Linked DNA regions of Homo sapiens: all the other regions are linked to region 4. Evidence: chromatin contacts called from ENCODE Hi-C data. All regions are on one chromosome and are shown on one strand. The core of a region is the stretch at or near the end of the contact, and the rest is flanking DNA. Distances in the headings are between cores, read along the strand shown. Region 1 overlaps DHRSX (dehydrogenase/reductase X-linked). Region 2 has its middle 41 kb from the start of ASMT. Region 3 holds the start of AKAP17A (A-kinase anchoring protein 17A). Region 4 holds the start of PPP2R3B (protein phosphatase 2 regulatory subunit B''beta).

Evidence for each region. A loop is a pair of places that touch in the nucleus more often than their neighbours do. Pooled maps may share reads with other maps.
Region 1: a pooled map shows a loop between it and region 4 (16-fold over the local background). The contact joins the enhancer-like site here to the promoter of PPP2R3B in region 4. A Hi-C loop is called at or near these places in 1 of 168 maps with a recorded cell type or tissue (psoas muscle) and 6 of 50 pooled maps.
Region 2: a loop to region 4 is called in a map of naive thymus-derived CD4-positive, alpha-beta T cell, with 11 times the contacts of the local background. The contact joins the enhancer-like site here to the promoter of PPP2R3B in region 4. A Hi-C loop is called at or near these places in 3 of 168 maps with a recorded cell type or tissue (CD4-positive, alpha-beta memory T cell and naive thymus-derived CD4-positive, alpha-beta T cell), 2 of 37 single-sample maps with no recorded cell type and 10 of 50 pooled maps.
Region 3: a loop to region 4 is called in a map of transverse colon, with 16 times the contacts of the local background. The contact joins the promoter of AKAP17A here to the promoter of PPP2R3B in region 4. A Hi-C loop is called at or near these places in 3 of 168 maps with a recorded cell type or tissue (ascending aorta, sigmoid colon and transverse colon), 4 of 37 single-sample maps with no recorded cell type and 23 of 50 pooled maps.

What each region holds. Positions count from the first base shown.
Region 1 is chrX:2,323,331-2,328,743 of GRCh38, forward strand. All of the region lies in intron 3 of DHRSX (dehydrogenase/reductase X-linked), which reads right to left. The region is part of intron 1 of LOC124905239 (a long non-coding RNA gene); the gene reads left to right. Among named protein-coding and RNA genes, the nearest start is that of DHRSX, 170 kb to the right of the region's middle. Within about 2 kb of position 1,906, at least 14 of the 41 ENCODE cell types and tissues checked have a DNase peak (open chromatin) inside an H3K27ac peak, as active enhancers do; they include psoas muscle, where a contact is called at or near this core.
Region 2 is chrX:1,654,183-1,658,926 of GRCh38, forward strand. No RefSeq gene overlaps it. Among named protein-coding and RNA genes, the nearest start is that of ASMT, 41 kb to the left of the region's middle. RefSeq lists enhancers at 3,116-3,617, 3,618-4,117. Within about 2 kb of position 3,494, at least 9 of the 41 ENCODE cell types and tissues checked have a DNase peak (open chromatin) inside an H3K27ac peak, as active enhancers do.
Region 3 is chrX:1,588,640-1,593,840 of GRCh38, forward strand. AKAP17A (A-kinase anchoring protein 17A) reads left to right here and starts at 2,965. Exons shown (of 5, transcript NM_005088.3): 1 at 2,965-3,130; 2 at 4,805-5,201. The coding sequence starts at 4,824.
Region 4 is chrX:384,760-389,576 of GRCh38, forward strand. PPP2R3B (protein phosphatase 2 regulatory subunit B''beta) reads right to left here and starts at 2,148. Exons shown (of 13, transcript NM_013239.5): 1 at 1,609-2,148. The coding sequence starts at 1,932.

The sequences.
Region 1 (5,413 bases), core at 656-3,155, 1.9 Mb after region 4:
ATGCTACAGAAACACGTGAGGGAAGAGTGGGTGTGGACATACTCTCCATCTGTTACACTCAGAGTACTCCAACTACAGGAGTGAGATGCCTCAAGACAGGCCAAGGCAGAAACAAGCATCACTATGAACCCCAGAATAGATATGTTTTTTGGCCAGACACGGTGGTACACGCCTGTAATCCCAGCACTTTAAGAGGCCCAGGTGAGAAGACTGCTGGAGGCCAGGAGTTTAAGACCAGCCTGAGCAACAGAGGAAGATCCCATCTCTACAAAATATTTAAAATATATACATAGCTGGGAATGATGATGCGTACCTACAGCCCCAGCTACTTTAGACACTGTGGTGGGAAGATCACTCGAGCCCGGGAGGCTGAAGCTGTCGTGAGCCACAGTCACACCACTGCACTCCAGCCTGGGTGACAGAGTGAGATCCGGTCTCGAAAAAATCATCATTATCGTCACAGTAATGAGAGGAATTTTAGGTGATAGGTGGTTACTAATTTCAAAAATAGGGGCTTCCGGTTTCTCCTCTAATGATACAGGGGTTAAGAAGAAATGACTTAAGCAGATAGTAAAAATTAGCTGGGTGTGGTGGTGCACACCTGTCATCCCAGCTACTTGGGAGGCTGAGATGTGAGGATCACCTGAGCCTCGGAAGTTGAAGTTGCAGTGAGCCATGATCACACCACTGCACTCCAGCCTGGGTAACAGATGGAGACCCTGTCTGGAAAAAAAAAAAAAAAAAGATTTTGCACAAAGTTTTACGATGACTCTGCTTTGTAATTAAAAGTAATTTCTGCTTTGTTGGTGATTTCTCACACATTTATCTGGTAGACCAGATACCTGCATGTGATAGGGTAAGAAGGACCCATTTCCCTCCAAGGAGAACAGCATTGCAAGGGGGTTGAGGACGCATGCATGTGGAATCCAAACATTGAATGCACTGAGACGGCGCTGCATGAAGCCTGTCTGTGAGTTTATGATGAAGCTGCACAGAGCTCCGTAGGCGGCTCTCACTCCTCTCTCTCAGCCTTTGGCTTCAGTTTAATTGCATACACACCCTTCAGAGCTGCTCGGGGCCCCCACTTCTTCAGCCTTCTGGCATTTTTCTAAGAAACACTAAACCTCTTTCCAACGTTGCCCTTGGATTTTGTGTGCACGTCTTCCAGCCCTTGAGCTGCTTGACCTGTGCTTGCAAGGGTTCCATAACACTGGATAGGACAGAAGCTCCGCCCAGCCCCAGGTGAAAGCTCTGTGCTCTTCAGGGACCATGTCCTATTCACACTGTCTCCCTCACATCTAATACAGTCATGATACTCGGCAATATAGTACTCCACCCAACAGGCAACTCAGAGTCTGCCAGTGATACAGGAGTTAAGAAGAAATCACTTAGGCAGACAGTAAGGGTATGGGAGTCCTCGGCAAGGCTTTTTTCTTTTCTTTTTTTTTTTTTTTTTGAGATGGAGTCCCGCTCTGTCGCCCAGGCTGGAGTGTAGTGGCGTGATGTTCGCTCATTGCAACCTCCGCCTCCCGGGTTCAAGCAATTCGCCTGCCTCAGCCTCCTAAGTAGCTGGCATTATAGGTACGCACCACCAAGCCCGGCTAATTTTTGTTTTGTTTTTTTTTTTTTTAGTAGAGACGCGGTTTCACTGGTCAGGCTCGTCTCGAACCCCTGACCTAATGATCCACCCGCCTCAGCCTCCAAAAGTGCTGGGATGACAGGTGTGAGCCACTGCGCCCGGCAGCTTTTCTCTTTAACGAAAAGCAGCCCCAAGTCATTTTCTAACAATGAACAGCCTGTCAAGTCGAGCTGCAGACATACACAAGCCAGCTGGGAGCTTGTACGGGTGAATGTCGGGAGGACCTAGGGACTAGACACGTTCAAGATGGCGGCTCCATCTTCCCGGGAGGAACTAACGACTAGACACGTTCAAGATGGCGGCTCCATCTTCCGGGCAGGAACTAGGGACTAGACACGTTCAAGATGGCGGCTCCATCTTCCCGGCAGGAACTAGGGACTAGACACGTTCAAGATGGCGGTTCCATCTTCCCGGCAGGAACTAGGGACTAGACACATTCAAAACGGCGGCTCCATCTTCCCAGCAGGAACTAGAGACTAGACACGTTCAAGACAGTGGCTCCATCTTCCCTCCTCTTTGTCAGCCACATGTAAAGTAAGAAAAACAGGACCGAGAGCCCCGACCAACTACAAAGCCCATTTGCATAACCGATTAGGGTGGGCAACCAGCCTTTCCTGTGGGCTATGTAAATGTCATGCTTGATGGAACCAATCTCTCGGAGAGCCCCGACCAACTACAAAGCCCATTTGCATAAACGATTAGGGTGGGCAACCAGCCTTTCCTGTGGGCTATGTAAATGCCATGCTTGATGGAACCAATCTCTGAGCTCTATGTAAATGAGACACCGCCTCCTCAAACTGGACTATAAAATCCATCACATTTGGTGCCAGCTGGTCCTTTCCGCTCGGAGACCCCTTTCTCTATAGAGAAAACCATTTCTCTTTCTCTTCTCCTGATTAAACTTCCACTCCTAAACTCCTCGTGTGTGTCTTTGTCCTAAATTTTCCTGATGCCCAATGACGAACCCCAGGGTATATACCCCAGACAACGTAGCCACTTCACTAACATGTAGAGAGCTTGCGCATTTTAATTCCTATCCTCACAATAGGCAAAGAGCAGAACATACTGAAAATCAGCAACTCTGCGATCCATCAGAAAATAGAGATCACAAGACGAAATGCTGCCTGAAGACTGGACAGACAGGTGGCAAGTGGAATTGTGCTTGTCTAGGAGTTCCTGCTGGAGCCAGCACCTGATGGACACATTTGCAGGGTAATTATTAAACAGCTGCAGGCTGACAGTGGACAAGCCTAAGTAAGTTAAAAACTCCTGGCCAGGCATGGTGGCTCGCACCTGTAATCCCAGCACTTTGGGAGGCCAAGGCGGGCAGATCACCTGAGGTCAGGAGTTCGAGACCAGCCTGGCCAACATAGTGAAACCCCGTCTCTACTAAAAATACAAAAATTAGCCGGGCGTGGTGGCAGGCACCTGTAATCCCAGCTACTCGGGAGGCTGAGGCAGGAGAATTGCTTGACCCTGGGAGGTGGAGGTTGTAGTGAGCCCAGATCGCACCACTGCACTCCAGCCTGAGTGACAGAGCGAGACTCTGTCTCAAAAAACAACAACAACAGAAAAACTTCTGGGGGCCCATCTTAGAGGGGACCTTGTACTTTCACAAATTTTACCTCCGGGAGCTCCACCAGGTTCCCAGGGTGAAGATCAAAGAAATATCCAGTTGTGTGTTATTGGGGGAAAGTAACCACTTTGCAATATTCCTAGGGAGACAGTAGCATTTTGAAGTATGCCCAAAGCAATCCGTGTCCTCTCTGCCCTCAAAGGAAATTACTTTAGCGCAGTCAAAGTGAACTGGGGGAAGGGAAATCTTCTATTTCAGTTTTTCTTTTTTTTTTTTTTCTTTCCAGGCAGATTTTCACTCTTGTTGCCCAAGCTGGAGTATAATGGCGCAATCTCGGCTCACTGAAACCTCCACCTCCAGGGTTCAAGCGATTCTCCTGCCTCAGCCTCCTGAGTAGCTGGGATGACAGGTGCCTGCCACCATGCCCGGCTAATTTTTCGTATTTTTAGTAGAGATGGGGTTTCGCCATGTTGGCCAGGCTGGTCTCGCACTCCTGACCTCAGGTGATCCACCCGCCTCAGCCTCCCAAGGTGCTGGGATTACAGGCGTGAGCCACCGTGCCCGACCAGATTTCAGTTTCTATTAGCTTTCAACAACACTTTTCGTGCATGAGTGACGCTGGCGGCCATGTACTCAGCCATTCCATCAAGGTTCCAAGCAGCAAAGCTGCAAAATGGATCTGACTCCTTCAGTGAAGAAGAGTCTCCCTGAATGCATTGGAAACACTCATGAGATGCTACTGAAGCAAGTAAGGGAAGCCTGACTGTGGACATGCTCTCTGTCTCTTAGGCTCACAGTACTCCAACCACAGAAACGAGATGCCTCAAGGGAGGCAGAGGCAGAAAGAAGCCATCACTATAAACCCAAGAATAAAGCCAGCAGAGCTACAGTGATGGCCTGTGTGCTGCAGGTGAGCATCACCTTGTTGTAAGGCCACAGGCTTTCCTGGCCACCCTGCTCAGTTGGCCTCGTGGTGGGAGTCACTAGACTCAAGATAGACCCAGCCAGACCATCTGGTTAGAGCTACCCAAGGAAAAGCCATTGTCAGCACAAAGTCACTGGAGTCTTAGAATGCACAGCTGTGATGGGCTGATTCCTTCTCCCAAATCCCTATGTTAAAGCCCTAACGCCCAGGACCTCAGAATGTCACCATATTTGGAGATAGTCTTTAAAGAGGTGATTAAGGTAAAACAAAGTCACCAGGGAGGCCCCTAATCCGAGAAGACTGGGATGCTTATAAGAAGAGGAGATGAGGCCGGGTGTGGTGGCTCACGCCTGTAATCCCAGTACTTTGGGAGGCTGAGGTGGGTGGATCACGAGGTCAGGTGATCGAGACCATCCTGGCTAACACGGTGAAACTCCATCTCTACTAAAAATAGAAAAAATTAGCTAGGCATGGTGGCACGCACCTGTAGTTCCAGCTACTTGGGAGGCTGAGGCAGGAAAATCGCTTGAACCTGGGAGGTGGAGCTTGCAGTGAGCCGAGATCCCGCCACTGCACTCCAGCCTGGGCGACAGAGCGAGACTCCGTCTCAAAAAAAAAAAGAGGAGGAGATGAGGACACAGACACACAGAGTGACGACCCTGCGAGGACACAGTGAGAAGATGGCATCTACAAGCCTACAAGAGAGGCCTCAGGAGGAACCAGCCCTGCCTACACCTTGATCTTGGACTTACAGCCTCCAGGATTGTGGGAGAATAAACGTCTGTTGTTTACAAGCCACCCAGTCTATGGTATTCTGTGATAGCAGCCTGAAATGGACTAAGACACCTCATAAGAAAAGGAGATGAGGACACAGACACACACATTGGGACAACCCTGTGAGGACACAGGGAGAAGATGGCGTCTCCAAGCCCAGGAGAGAGGCCTCAGGAGGAACCAGCCCTGCCCATACCTGGATCTCAGACTTCCAGCCTCCAGGACTGTGAGAGAATCAATGTCTGTTGTTTATAAGTCACCCAGTCTATGGTATTCTGTGATAGCAGCCTGAGATGGACTAAGACACCTCATAAGAGGAGATGAGGACACAGACACACACAGAGGGGCGACCCTATGAGGACACAGGGAGAAGACGGTGTCTACAAGCCCAGCAGAGAGGCCTCAGGAAGAACCAGCCCTGCCCACACTTTGATCTCACAGACTTCCAGCCTTCAGAACTGTGGGAAAATAAAAGTCTGCTGTTTAAGCGGCCCAGCCT
Region 2 (4,744 bases), core at 2,244-4,743, 1.3 Mb after region 4:
TCCTCACTGCTATACTCCCACCAACACCATGACAGTTTTCAAATGCCATGGCAACGTCAGGAAGTTACCTTATATGGTCTAAAAAGGGGAGGCATGAATAATCCGCCCCTTGTTTAGCATATCTTCAAGAAATAACCATAAAGGCCAGGTGCGGTGACTCACGCCTGTCATCCCAGCACTTTGGGAGGCCGAGGCGGGCGCATCACGAGGTCAGGAGTTTGACACCAGCCTGACCAACATGGCAAAACCCCATCTGTACTAAAAATACAAAAATCAGCCCAGCGTGGTGGTGCATGCCTGTAGTCCCAGCTACTCGGGAGGCTGAGGCAGAAGAATCGCTTGAACCTGGGAGGCAGAGGTTGCGATGAGCCGAGATCATGCCACTGCACTCCAGCCTGGGTGACAGAGCAAGACTCCGTCTCAAAATCAAAAAAAAAAAAAAAAAAAAAAAGAAAGAAAGAAAGAAAAGAAAGAACGAACCATAAAAATGGGTAACCAGCAACCTTGGGGACTGCTCTGTCTACGGAGTAGCCATTCTTTTATTCCTTTACTTTCCCAATAAACTCGCTTTCCCTTTGGTCTATGGACTTGCCCTCAATTCTTTCTTGCATGAGATCCTAGAACCCTCTCTTGGGATCTGGATGAGGACCCCTTTCTGGTAACAGAGGGGTGTGGCGAGGCCTGGCCAACCTCCACTTCCCAACATGGCATGAACTTTAAATTGAAATTGAAATAATTTCATGTTAAATTTTAGAGTGTCCTGGCCAAGGAGGGAGTCCATTCAGATTTTTATTTTTGCTTTATTTATTTATTTTTTATTTTTTTGAGAAGGAGTCTCGCTCTGTTGCCCAGGCTGGAGTGCAGTGGCCCCAACTCGGCTCACTGCAACCTCCGCCTGCCGGGTTCAAGCGATTCCCCTGCCTCAGCCTCCCAAGCAGCTGGGACTACAGGCGCCCGCCACCATGCCTGGCTAATTTTTTAATTTTTAGTAGAGATGGGGCTTCACCATGTTGGTCAGGCTGGTCTTGAACTCCTGACCTCGTGATCCGTCTGCCTCAGCCTCCTAAAGTGCTGGGATCACAGGCATGAGCCACCACGCCCGGCCTATTTTTGGTTTATGAGAGGAGCTGCTGATACCTGGAGACTTGATACCCACAAGCTCCCCTTAGCCACAGTTCCAAAACAGGACATGGCTCAAGACCGCGTCTGGGGAGGAGGGGGAGACAGGATAATTCAGGCCTGCTGGGTGCTGCCTGCTGGGGGTACCCAGGGTCTGTAGATGTGTAAAGCCAGAGAGCTGGGACCAGAGTCTGCTGTTTCATTTTGCCCAAGACTTTCTGTGGGCCTCCTGGAATAAGGCAGACCAGCTGATGGTTGTTTTTTTTTTTTTTGACAGAGTCTTTCTCTGTCACCCAGGCTGGAGTGCAATGGCGCGATCTCGCCTCACTGCAACCTCCGTCTCCCAGGTTCAAGTGATTCCCCTGCCTCAGCCTCCCGAGTAGCTGGGACTACAGGTGCGCACCACCATGCCTGGCTAAATTTTGTATTTTTAGTAGAGATGGGGTTTCAGCATGTTGGTTAGGCTGGTCTTGTACTCCTGACCTCAAGTGATCCACCAGCCTCGGCCTCCCAAAGTCCTGGGATGACAGGCGTGAGCCACCACGCCAGGCCCGGGTAATATCTCTTATAGCTAGAGTGATTTTAGAGTGACCTTCGCATATCGTGACCCGTGAGTGAGTTTCCTGGGCGTGATGGTTAATACTGAATGGCAGCTTGATTGGATTGAAAGATCCAATCAAAGCGTTGTTCCTGGGTGTGTCTGTGAGGGTGTTGCCAAAGGAGAATAACACTAGAGTCAGTGGACTCGGAGAGGCAGAACCCCCCTCAATCTGGGTGGGCACCGTCTCATCAGCTGCCAGTCTGGCCAGAATAAAAGCAGGCAGAGGAGCGTGAAAAGGCTAGACTGGCTTAGCCTCCCAGCCTCCATCTTCCTCCTTTGCTGGATGCTTCCTGCCCTGGACCACTGGACTCCAAGTTCTTAATCCTTGGGACTCAGACTGGCTTCCTGCCTCCTCAGCTTGTAGATGACCTATGGTGGGACCTCACCTTGTGACTCTGTGAGTTAATTCTCCTTAATAAACTCCCCTTCATATATATATAATTCATGTGGACTCTTTCTAGACCATATAGATTGTATTAGTCAGGGTTCCTTAGAGGAATAGAACAAATAGAAGATACACACACACGCACACACACATATATATGTACGTATATGTGTGTATATATACACGTGTATATATACACACATATATACACGTGTATACACACACATGTGTATATATACATGTATACACATATATGTGTATATGCACATGTGTATACACACATATGTGCATGTACACATATGTGCATATACGCATATATACACGTGTGTATACGCATATATACGTGTGTACACGCATATATACACGTGTGTACACACATATATACACGTGTGTACACGCATATATACACGTGTGTATACGCATATATACACACATACACACATATATACACACATATACACACACACATATATATACACACACAATACATATATATGTGTGTGTGTGTGTGCGTGTGTGTGTATATATCTTCTATTAGTTCTATTCCTCTAAGGAACCCTGACTAATACAATGTATATGGTCTAAAAAGAGTCCATATGAATAATCCACTCCTAGTTTAGCATATCATCAAGAAATAACCATAAAAATGGGGGCCAGGTGTGGTGGCTCACGCCTGTCATCCCAGCACTTTGGGAGGCCGAGGTGGGTGGATCGCCTGAGGTCGGGAGTTTGAGACCAGCCTGGCCAACATGGTGAAACCCCATCTCTACTAAAAATACAAAAAAAATTAGTCGGGCATGGTGGCAGTTACCTGTAATCCCAGCTACTCGGGAGGCTGAGGCAGGAGAATCGCTTGAACCCGGGTGGCGGAGGTTGCAGTGAGCCGAGATCACGCCACTGCACTCCAGCGTGGGTGACAGAGTGAGACTCCATCTCAAAAAAAAGAGAAAAGGTTGTATTCTTTTGAGTCCTTGATAGCCTCTGACTGAATACATCATGTATTAGTTTGGTGTAGAAGTAACGGAGTGAAAACAAAAACAACAAAACAACCACCACCACCACCACAACAAAAAACACCCAGGCACAAAAGTGCAAAATGGCACAATATCATTTGCATGAAGTGTCTAGAATAAGACTGCTTGCAGAGTCAGAGAGCAGATGGGTGATTGCTTAAGGCTGAGAGCAGGGAGACTGGGGAGTGACGGTTTAATGGGTATGGGGTGTTTTTTTTTGGGTTACGAAGGTGTTCTGGAACTAGCTAGGGCCGGTGGTTGTGTAAAATGCTCAGTGCACTAAATCGTCTCTTCATTGTGCAATTTTTAAAATGGCAAACTGTGTGTGATGGGTATTTTCCCACAGTAAGAAACAGCAGCAGCACAAAGGGAGGTGATAACTCACGTCATATCACACCCTGCAGGCCCCATCACCCTTCCTCCTTCCTCTGTTCACCTCCTCCTCCTTTTCCGGGCTCTGCAGACGAGCCCGGGCAGCCCTCCCCGCTGGCCGTCTGGACCCAGGCCTGCCTGTCTTGGGTGCATTTTAGGACATTAAGTCTGGCTGGAACCTGAGAGCATCAGCCATGCGGTAAGTCCCCACATCCCTCCAGCAGTCTGGGAGGGGAGCTCTCTCCTTTGCTTTTGTACACTCTGGAGAAAATTGTCAGGCAGCAGACATGAAGAGCCTCTGGGGAGATTCAGTGAGGGCTGGCAGGCAGGTGTCCAGGAGCCTGAGTGACTCACGAGAGAAAGGACATATTCCTTAAAGACAAATTCATCAACGGATTGGTTTAAATAATTCCTGCTCAGCACATCCCAAATTAAGCTTCGTCATCAGACACTGCATCTGTTGCCTTTTCTAGAAACATGAGCTCTAAGCTCAGTGACACCGTCTGTCAGGGTTTCAACGTTTCACCTCCCCCCTCCAGGGGAGCCGGTTTCCATACACCAAAGCTCTCCAAGGTCCAGTTGTGAGGATGGGGAACGCTGGCTGTCTGGTGACGGCCTTTCCAAAGCTGCCCTGTCCTCTTGCATTAAGAAAGATTAGTTTGTACTCCGGGAGGAGAGGCGCAGAAGGTTAACAAGATTAGAGAGAGCTCCTGAGACCTGCGGTGAGATTCCCTGAGGGATGTGGCTAATAAAACTGTAAAAACAACGCAGGCGGTGTCTCTCACCGCCGGGTCCTGATTTCAGGGCCGCAAATGTCTACCTCTTCTAGGCAGTTTGCTACCTCAATAATTTAGGTTGTCAGTTGTGGTATCCAAGCCCCAGCACACTTTTTTGTTTGTTTGTTTGTTTGTTTGTTTTGCAGTTTGCAGGTGATAGTTTCTAAAGATGTGTTTTTCTATTTTTCTTTCTTTCTTTCTTTTTTTTTTTTTTTTTGAGACAGAATCTCACTCTGTCGCCCAGGCTGGAGTGCAGTGGGGCGATCTCAGCTCACTGCAAGCTCCGCCTCCCGGGTTCACGCCATTCTCCTGCCTCAGCCTCCCGAATAGCTGGGACTACAGGCGCCCGCCACCACGCCCGGCTAATTTTTTGTATTTTTAGTAGAGACGGGGTTTCACTGTGTTAGCCAGGATGGTCTCGATCTCCTGACCTCGCGATCTCCCCGCCTCGGCCTCCCAAAGTGCTGGGATTACAGGC
Region 3 (5,201 bases), core at 1,715-4,214, 1.2 Mb after region 4:
CCTCCTTTCCCTTCCCCTCCCCTCCTCTCCCTTCCCCTCCCCTCCTCTCCCTTCCCCTCCCTTCCCCTCCCCTCCCCTCCCCTCCTTTCCCTTCCCCTCCCCTCCTCTCCCTTCCCCTCCCCTCCTCTCCCTTCCCCTCCCCCTCCCCTCCCTTCCCTTCCCCTCCCCTCTCCTCCCCCTTCGCCTCCCCTCCCCTCCCTTCCCTTCCCCTCCCCTCCCTTCCCCTCCCCCTCCCCTTTCCTCCACTCCCTTCCCCTCCCCTCTCCTCCCCCCTTCCCCTCCCCTTCCCTTCCCTTCTTTCCTCCTATCCCCTCCTCCCCTCCCCTCCCTTCCCCTCCCCCCTCCCCTTTCCTCCGCTCCCTTCCCCTCCCCTCTCCTCCCCCCTTCCCCTCCCCTTCCCTTCCCTTCTTTCCTCCCATCCCCTCCTCCCCTCCCCTCCCTTCCCCTCCCCTCCCTTCCCCTCCCCTCCCCTCCTTTCCCTTCCCCTCCCCTCCTCTCCCTTCCCCTCCCCTCCTCTCCCTTCCCCTCCCTTCCCCTCCATTCCCCTCCCTTCCCCTCCATTCCCCTCCCTTCCCCTCCCCTCCTCTCCCTTCCCCTCCCTTCCCCTCCATTCCCCTCCCTTCCCCTCCCCTCCCCTTCTTTTGAGATGGAGTCTTCCTCTTGTCATCCAGGCTGGAGTGCAATGGCGCAATCTTGGCTCATTGCGACCTCCACCTCCCGGGTTCAAGCAATTCTCCTGCCTCAGCCTCCTGAATAGCTGGGATTACAGGTGCGCACCACCACGCCCAGCTAATTTTTGTATTTTTAGTAAAGACAGGGTTTCACCATGTTGGCCACAATTGTCTCAAACTCCTGACCTCAGGTGATCCACCCGCCTCGGCTTCCCAAAGTGCTGGGATTACAGGCATGAGCCACTGTACCCGGCCTAAATCACAGACTTTTATGTCTCACGGTTCTGGAGGCTGAGAGTCCAAGATCAATGAGTGGGAGGTTCAGTGTCTAGTGAGGACCCGCTTGCTGGTTCACAGGTGGTTCCTTCTGGCTGTGTCCTCACATGGTGGAAGGGGTGAGAGAGCTCTCTGGGGCCTGTCTTCTAAGAGCACAAATCCCACTCATGACCTAACCACCTCCTAAAAGCACCACCTCTAATACTCTTGCAGTGGGAACTGAGTTTGAACTTGAGTTTTGGAAGGACAGAAACATGGAAGGCATAGCAACCCTCTTACACAGCCCGGCCCCTCTGAAGCCTGCCTGGGTTCACAGAATGTTCCGTCTTCCTCAGGCCCCTGGTGTGTTGGCTTTCTCCTTTGTTGATAGCTGATGTTGAGCAATGCAAGATTTCTGTTCTGATTATCTGACCCTGGATATCCAGTTTGGGGACTTGTGACATATTTGGGACGTCAGAAGCACGTACCTCTCACATAGAGCATGGCATACTTAATAAACAATAAATTATAATAAAAAATGAATAATGCATTATAAATTATCATTACTTATTTATTTATTTATTGGAGACAGAGTCTCGCTCTGTTGCCCAGGATGGAGTGCAGTGGCGCCATCTTCGCTCACTGCAACCTCTGCCTCCTGGGTTCAAGTGATTCTCGGGCCTGCCTCAGCCTCCTGAGTAGCTGGGACTATAGGCAACCACCTCCACACCCGGCTAGTTTTTTGTCTTTTTAGTAGAGACGGGGTTTCACCATGCTGGCCAGGCTGGTCTTTTTTTTGTTTTGTTTTGACATGGAGTCTCGCTCTGTCAACCAGGCTGGAGTGCAGTGGCACGGTCTCACTGCAAGCCCCACCTCCCAGGTTCACGCCATTCTCCTGCCACAGCCTCCCGAGTAGCTGGTAGCTGGGACTACAGGTGCCCACCACCACGCCCGGCTGATTATTTTTTGTATTTTAGTAAAGACGGGGTTTCATCGTGTTAGCCAGGATGGTCTCGATCTCCTGACCTCATCATCCGCACATCTCGGCCTCCCAAAGTGCTGGGATTACAGGCATGAGCCACCGGGCCCGGCCCCAGGCTGGTCTTGAACTCCTGACCTTGTGATCTGCCCGCCTTGGCCCTCCAAAGTGCTGGCATTACAGACGTGAGCCACCGCACCTGGCCTCATTTATTATTTTGTAATCACATTATAAATTGTCATTTATTATTTCATAATTACATTATAAATGATCATTTCAGAATTACATTATATATTTTCATTTATTTCATAATTACACTATAGATTATCATTTATTATTCCAAAATTACATTATAAATTATGATTATATTATACAATAGCATTTGCTTCATAATTACATTAGATTATCATTTATTTTTAAATTACATTATATTTATTTCATAATTACATTATAAATTATCTTATAATTAGAAATGATCATTTATTTCATAATTGCAATATAAATTATTATTAATTTCATAATACCATTGTAAGTTATCATTTATTATTTCATAATTACATTATGTAATGGTATGCGTTAATAATTATTAATATACAATTAATAATTATTAACCATTCAATTAATAGTTAATTAACTAGCAATTTATATGTAATTCTATAATTACGTCATAGAATATGATATCTAATTTATACATAAATTATATTATTCAAGTATATTACCCATAATTTGCAAGTATAGTATAGAATCCCGTTATAGGATCCTATTACATTTTAGAATTTTGTTATATATATTTGACTCTACAATTGGAATTTAGACCCCACACCGGCCCCCCTCCTGTTTGGCTTAAGGGCTATGACCACAGACCCTGGCCCAAGTACCTCCCCTGGTTACCCGCAGGCAGGTGGCACCATGGGGGCGGGGCGGACTCGCGCACGCGCAGTGCAAAAGGTCGGGCTCCCGGAAGTCCCTCCTCCCGGGGGCGGAGCCAGGGCAAGAAGGAGAAACCCGGTGCTGCCGCGCGGCCTCTTCCGCGAGCCCGCGCGCCGGAAGTGGAAATGCGTCATAGAGGGCGGGCGGCGACGGCGGTGGCGGCGTCGGAGGCGCCTCCGGGGGACGGTGGCGGCTCCCGGCGGTGAGGCCGCGCCTGTCCGGGGATCGTCGAGGGACGGCGGGAGCTTGGGCCAGCGGCGGCGGCGGCCTGGGACGCAGGCGGAGCCCCGCGCAGGTGAGTGCCGCCCCCGTGCCTCCCGGGCCTGGCTGCAGCCGGCGAACGCTTCGCTCCTAGGGCCGGGCCCGGGGGGCCGGGGCTTGGGAGGCGGCGCCTAGGGGCCTCGGAGGTGACGGGGCTGGGGTTGGGGGGCGTGGGGTGCCACCGGGGGGCTGGGAGCGCCTGAAACTGTACGGGGGAATCGGGGGCTGGGGAGGTCTGCGGTCGGGGTCCGGGGGTCCCTGGAAGTAGGGGTAGGGGCTGGAGCGGTTCCTGGGACTGCACCGAAGGAGCTGAGGCCTGGAGCGGTGTCGGAGGGCTGGGAGCTCGGGGGATCGGATGGGCGGGAGACTAGGAGGCCTGGGACTAGGGGACGTGGCGCTGCGGTCGCTCCTAGGTCTACAGTGGGAAGCAAGGGGCTGTCCGGGGTTTTCGGAGGCTGGGGCGGTGCTGTGTAGGTTGGGGTATTGGGGCTCATCCAGGAGGGTGGTGGGGAGCGGGGAACTGAGGAGCTGAGGGTACCGAGTGGCCAAGGGCCTGAGAATGTGTGGGGCCCTGCCAGGGGTGCCAGCGGCAGCCTGAGGCCATGCTGGGGGGCTGCGGTAGGTGGGAATACCAGGGGCAATGCCGCGTACTGGGGATTGGGCAGCCAGGTGTACCGGGGTGGTCGGAGGGCGCTGGAGGCCAGAGTGGGGAGGGTTCCTCGGTGGTGAAGTTGCTGGGGCCGCTTGGGTTCTGGGGGAGGGTTCACTGGTCTCTGTCCAGACTGGAGCCCCTCCCTGGTGCCCCACTGACCTTTTCTGGTCGCTTCTCCACCCTCCCTCCCTTCTTTCGCACCTCCCACCTCGGGCTTGGGCGAGGAGGCCGTCTCCTGGGCCTGGCAGGAAGCCTCCAGGTTGATGGGGTGGGCGGCCGGGCCGGAGGCGGTCACCTGAGATGGTTGGGTTTCTGCGAGTGAAGCTTCCTCTACTTGGACTTGGCCGTCAGGAAGTGGCTGCCCGTCAGCTCAGCAGGGAAGAGGTGGGTTAATGAAGGTGGGCGGAGAAAGAAGGCGCAGACGGGGGACTCCGGCCCCTAACTTGTGGAAAGTTCGTTGTACTTTTTGGCTTTGAGTGGGTTAAAGCTGGGATACGTTTGGCCTTCGTGGAGATTACTAGGGTTCATGGTTCTGGATTGTTGTTGCAGCCCGAGACTTCCTGTTTTATCAGGGCAAGTACAGGGCCGCCGCCCCCTCCACAAAACCTTTCCAGATGCCTGCAGCTGTGCTCTCCCTGGCCCCTTCCCTTCCCCAGTGTCTCTCTGCCCCTTCCCGTGGAGCTAGGCGTTTGTAGCGTCCCCGTTCCTACTTGACCTGTGTGAGGGGCCTGGTCGTGCTCAGCTTCCTATTCTGCAGGCCTTGGGAGCTGCTGGCTGCTGGATGTAGGGTGTCGGGCAGTGCTGACCGAGGCTTTGACACTAACCTGTTCTTTATCAGCTCGGCTCTTTCCCCTTTGGTGTACTCTTAATGATTTCAAAAAGTAAAGAACTCCGTTGAGATGGCTGTTAACAAAGTGGAAACCGGTCTCTGACACGGCAGAGAGACACTGCTGTTTCTCTTCTCCGGGTCCAGAAAGTGCCTGCTGGCTTGGCCCCTCCTCATTGGCGGGGGAGGTGGGGGGTGCTGGTGCTGACTGTCTGCGTCTTATGTTTCAGGCCCAAGGTCCCGGAGGCTATGGCAGCGGCTACCATCGTGCACGACACGTCTGAGGCCGTGGAGCTCTGCCCTGCTTACGGCTTGTACCTGAAGCCCATCACCAAGATGACCATCAGCGTGGCACTCCCGCAGCTGAAGCAGCCGGGGAAGTCCATCTCCAACTGGGAGGTGATGGAGAGGCTGAAGGGCATGGTGCAGAACCACCAGTTCTCCACGCTGCGTATTTCCAAGAGCACCATGGACTTCATCCGCTTCGAGGGGGAGGTGGAGAACAAGAGCCTGGTCAAGTCTTTTCTGGCCTGCCTGGACGGCAAGACCATCAAGCTCAGCGGCTTCTCCGACATCCTGAAGGTGCGCGCGGCCGAGTTCAAGATCGACTTCCCCACCCGCCACGAC
Region 4 (4,817 bases), core at 898-3,397:
GGATCACCTGAGGTCAGGAGTTTGAGACCAGTCTAGCCAACAAGGTGAAAGCCTGCCTCTACTAAAAATACAAAAATTAGCCGGGGGTGGTGGTGTGCGCCTGTAATCACAGCTACTCGGGAGGCTGAGGGAGGAGAATCGCTTGAACCCGGGAGGCGGAGGTTGCAGTGAGCTGAGATTGCACCATTGCATCTCAGCCTGGGTGAGAGTGAGAATCTGTCTCAAAAAAAAAAAAAAAAAAAAAAAACTGATTGCAATCACTTTATCCTGGTAACTACTCACCACGGACTGGTTCTGGCCGGTTGACAGAGGCTGCAGAGTTGCTTCACCTTTTGACCTAGGGGGCCTAACCATAATGCATTTAAATGTTAAGTCTCCGCTCCAAGGTGAACTCGGGAGTAGGTAACATGCATGTTTGTTCAATACCCATGCGTCAGGACACCCTTGGTGAATATCCATAGCTCTTCCTATAACTTCTTGAATATATACACTTGGCCAACCCACTCAGCATAAATTCCCGTCTCATCTTTTCTTCCCTCCAAGTGCTTGTTTTTAGTTTTCTTTTTTTTTTTTTTTTTTTTTTTTTTGAGATGGAGTCTTGCTCTGGTGCCCAGGCTGGAGTGCAGCCTCTGCCTCCTGGGTTCCAGTGATTCTCCTGCCTCAGCCTCCCGGGTAGCTGAGATTACAGGTACATTAGCCAGAGGCTGCGCTTCTCACCTGCGGTGTATAATCACCTTCTATGAAATAAATGGCGTTTCTTCTAAGAAATACAGTGGGATTTTGGGAGGCCGAAGCGGGAGGATTGCTTGGACCCAGGAATTCCAGAGCACTCTAGGTAACATAGCAAGACCTCGTCTCTGCAAAAATAAATAAATAAATAAATAAACAAAAATTAGCCTGGCGTGATGGTGCACGCCTGTAATCCCAGCTACTGGGGAGGCTGAGGCAGGAAGTCCAACTGTGTTTGCGCCACTGCACTCCAGCCTAGGAGACAGAGCAAGACCCTGTCTCCAAAGAATTGTAAAATAAATAAAAAACGGACCAGGCGCAGTGACTCACGTCTGAAATCCCAGCACTTTGGGAGGCCAAGGCGGGAGGATCACTTGAGGTCAGGAGTTCGAGACCAGCCTGGCCCACATGGGGGAAACCCAGTCTCTACTAAAAATACAACATCAGCCAGGCGTGGTGGCACGTGCCTGTAAGTCCCAGCTCCTCGGGAGCCTGAGGCAGGAGAATCGCTTGAACCTGGGAGGCAGAGGTTGCAGTGAGCCAAGATCGCGCCATCGTACTCCAGCCTGGGCAACAGAGCAAAACTCTGTCTCAAAATTAAAACAAATTAAAATAATAAAATAAAATAAAATAGGAAGCCTTTCTACCTTTATAAATTGTGTGATTTTTAGGTTAACAACTGTCAATGACGGAATGTTCAGTACGTGGGACTTTCTTGTCTGTATGTGTGTGGTGGGGGGGGTCGGGGCGGGGAACAGACTCAATATGAAACCGTTTTGGGGTCTGACGCTCGCCCACCAGCCTCCATCGCGCAGCCACACGCCCACTATGCGACCAGAGCCACCTGCGCAGTTGTTAGCAGAAGGAAGAGTAACTTACTACTCTCGTCCCTGCGGATCTACGGGTGCCTCGAACGTGGGGCGCGTTCCTGGGGCTGGAGGCGGCGCCCAGGGGCAGCGCAGGGCCCGGCCCGGGGGTTCCCGGGGGTTCGAGCCCGCTGGGCCGGGGGGCGGCGAGCGGGGCTGTGGGCCAGGCCCCGGGCTGCTCCCCGTCCCCCGGGGTCGGCTGGTCCCGCCCGGGCGCCTTGATCCGGCGCAGGCAGTCCTGCAGCATCCGCTGCGTGCTGGCCTCGCTGAGCCAGTACAGGAACAGCTCGTCCACCTTCATCTTCAGGACCGGCTGCAGCACTTTGCCGGGCGGCATGGCGGGGGCTGGGCCCGCGGCGCCCCCGGACGCCCGCGCCCCGCCCCGCCCCGGGGGCTTCGGTCCGCCCCGGACCGACCTCGGTGATGCGAGCACGGCCCGCTGAGGGGGCGCGGCGCAGGGAACAGGGCCCGCGCCTCGGGAACTGCGCGGACTCGCGGGGCGCGGGGACCGAGGAGGGGGCGCGGTCCGGCCCGCGCTGCTCAGGGCAGCTTCAAAACGGGCGCGCCGGCCGCGCTCCCAAACAAGGGCGCCCGCGTTCACGTCACTGCGTCGCGTCATCGCGACGATGTCATCACGAGGCGACGCCGCCGCTAGCCACGCGCGCCCCGCGGCCCTCGGAGCTTTTGCAGGAGGCTTTGGTGGGGCCGAGCGGCTGCGGTGAGGACGAGGGAGGGGCTGTGGCGGCCGTACCGCCCGAGCTCTTTCTGCGTTTAGGATTTTTAGAGGCGCGGCCCATGGCGGCGTGGCAGTCCTAGAGCTGCGGAAATGCGAGCATGCGCAATGCGTGCCTGCCAGAGCGAGGAGAGGGTGGAACCTCCGCATGGAGCATGCGCCGTGCATAGCGGTGGAGGAGCGGAGTTCGGGAGGCCGGTCGGGTGAGCGTGCGCAATGGCTGCCCGCGGGGCGCAAGCCAGAGGCTGGGAGGTGTGTGAGCGGGTGGGGCTGGAGGACGGGAGTGCGCCTGCGCAGTGGGAGGCACCGGGAACGAGCGAGCATGCGGGGTGCGCGCCCGCCGAGCTCGGGAGCGAGCGTGCGTCCTACGGGAGCGCGCGAGGAAAAGATCAAACTTTTCAATAACAGCGGGCTACCTGGGACCCAAAGGGCCCCGTTTACTTTAGCTTTGCTTATCAAACAGTAGAGACAGGTTGGAGGAGTTGGACCCCTTTAAACGTTGGTGTTCAGGGATGAGCGTGAAGTGCGTTGAAAATTGCAAAAATCATCCACGTCCAGGGAGGTGACATTAGTTAAATAACTTTACCCAATGGTCGTTTTTGTTTCTGCTTTTAACAGTATCCATAAAAACACTGCATTATCATCTGTCTGGCACACATGCACCTGTTTCCTTTACATCTTGCCCCGCTTTTTATTCATTTTTTATCAAAATAGGGTTTCACCTGGTGTTGCACCCTGTTAGAGAGTAATTTCAAGGTCTTTTATGAGCCAGGTTCTCCTACTTCTGAGCTGCATAAATCGAGCCAGACTCAATAAGTAACCCTTGGCCGGGCGCGGTGGCTCAAGTCTGTAATCCCGGCACTTTGGGAGGCTGAAGCGGGCAGATCACGAAGTCAGGAGTTCGAGACCAGCCTGGCCAGCATAGTGAAACCGCCCCCACCATCTCTACTAAAAATAGAAAAATTAGCCGGGCATAGTAGCGTGTGCCTGTAGTCCCAGCTACTCGGGAGGCTGTGGCGGGAGAATTGCTTGAACCCAGGAGGTGGAGGTTGCAGTGAGCTGAGATCACACCATTGCACTCCAGCCTGGGCGACAGAGCCAGACTTTGTCTCAAAAAAAAAAAAAATAACTCTTTTTTTAGTTTTATTTTTTTTTTGAGTTGGAGTCTCGCTCTGTCGCCCAGGCTGGAGTGCGATGGCAAGATCTCAGCTCACTGTAACCTCCGCCTCCCGGGTTCAAGGGATCCTCCTGCCTCAGCCTCCCGAGTAGCTGGGATTACAGGCGCCCGCCACCACGCCTGGCTAATTTTTGTATTTTTGGTAGAGACAGGGTTTCACCGTATTAGCCAGGATGGTCTCGAACTCCTGACCTCAAGTGATCCACCCGCCTCGGCCTCCCAAAGTGCTGGGATTACAGGCGTGAGCTACCACGCCCGGCCTAAATAACTCTTTTTGTTCGTATGAGACAGGGTTTTGCTCCGTCACCCAGGCTGCGATCTTAGCTGAGTGCAGCCTTGATCTCCTGGCTCAAGCGATCCTCCCACCTCAGCCTTCCAAGCAGCTGGGACAACAGGCATGCGCCACCATGCCTGGCTCATTTTTAATTTTATTGTTTATAGAGACGAGGTGTTGCTGGTCTCACACTCCTGGCCTCAAGCAATCTTCCTGCCTTTGCCTCTGTCTCTGCCTCCCAAAGCGTTGGGATTACAGGCGTGAGCCACCGCACCCGATTTAAATCACTCATAAACGATAGTTTTGTGTTGTGTACATAATGATTTGAATTTCAGTTTGTGTTTCGTGATTGGATATAAAAATCCGAGTGTACTTGGTCAGAAGAGCGCCATCACGCAGGAATTCTGTGAAGTTATTTTTCCTAATTGGGAAGCAACCGTTTGTGTGTGTGTGCGATGCTGTGATTTCTGGAGGGAAGTGAATATATTAATACAGTTCTCTGTTTGAGTATGTATCGGACACAGACGTCTTTTCAAGGAACAAACGTGCTTTTCATTCTGGGTGTTTCGATGAGCTGCGAGTCACTGTTGGAAGCATCACTGCAGTTTTGAGGGGAAAGGGTTTCCTTTGAATGCCTGCACAAGAGGCCTTTCTCTGCCAGGTTACTGGGGCACAGTGTAGTGAGGCCCAGGGCCAACAGGACAGAAATCAACTCAGGGCAGAAACAGAATGCGCCTTCAGTCTGCGCTGGGGCCCGGGGGCCCACTCCGTGCAGGCTTTGCTCTGGGAGAACAAAGAGGTGCTGTCGGGCCCCCAAGGCTGGCAGGGCCTGAGGTGTTGCAGAGTTTGCTGGGATGTGGCCAGCTGCAATTATCCAAGCTGCTCCACAGCCGGATGGACGCCCTGCCCATTCGGGTCTGTCCGTCTTGCAGGGGTGGTGGGTGGCCACCAGAATTGTCCTGGGGAGAGAAAGGTGAGGGCAGGCCGGGAGATTGCAGTGGCTCATGCCTGTCATCCCAGCACTTTGGGAGGCCGAGA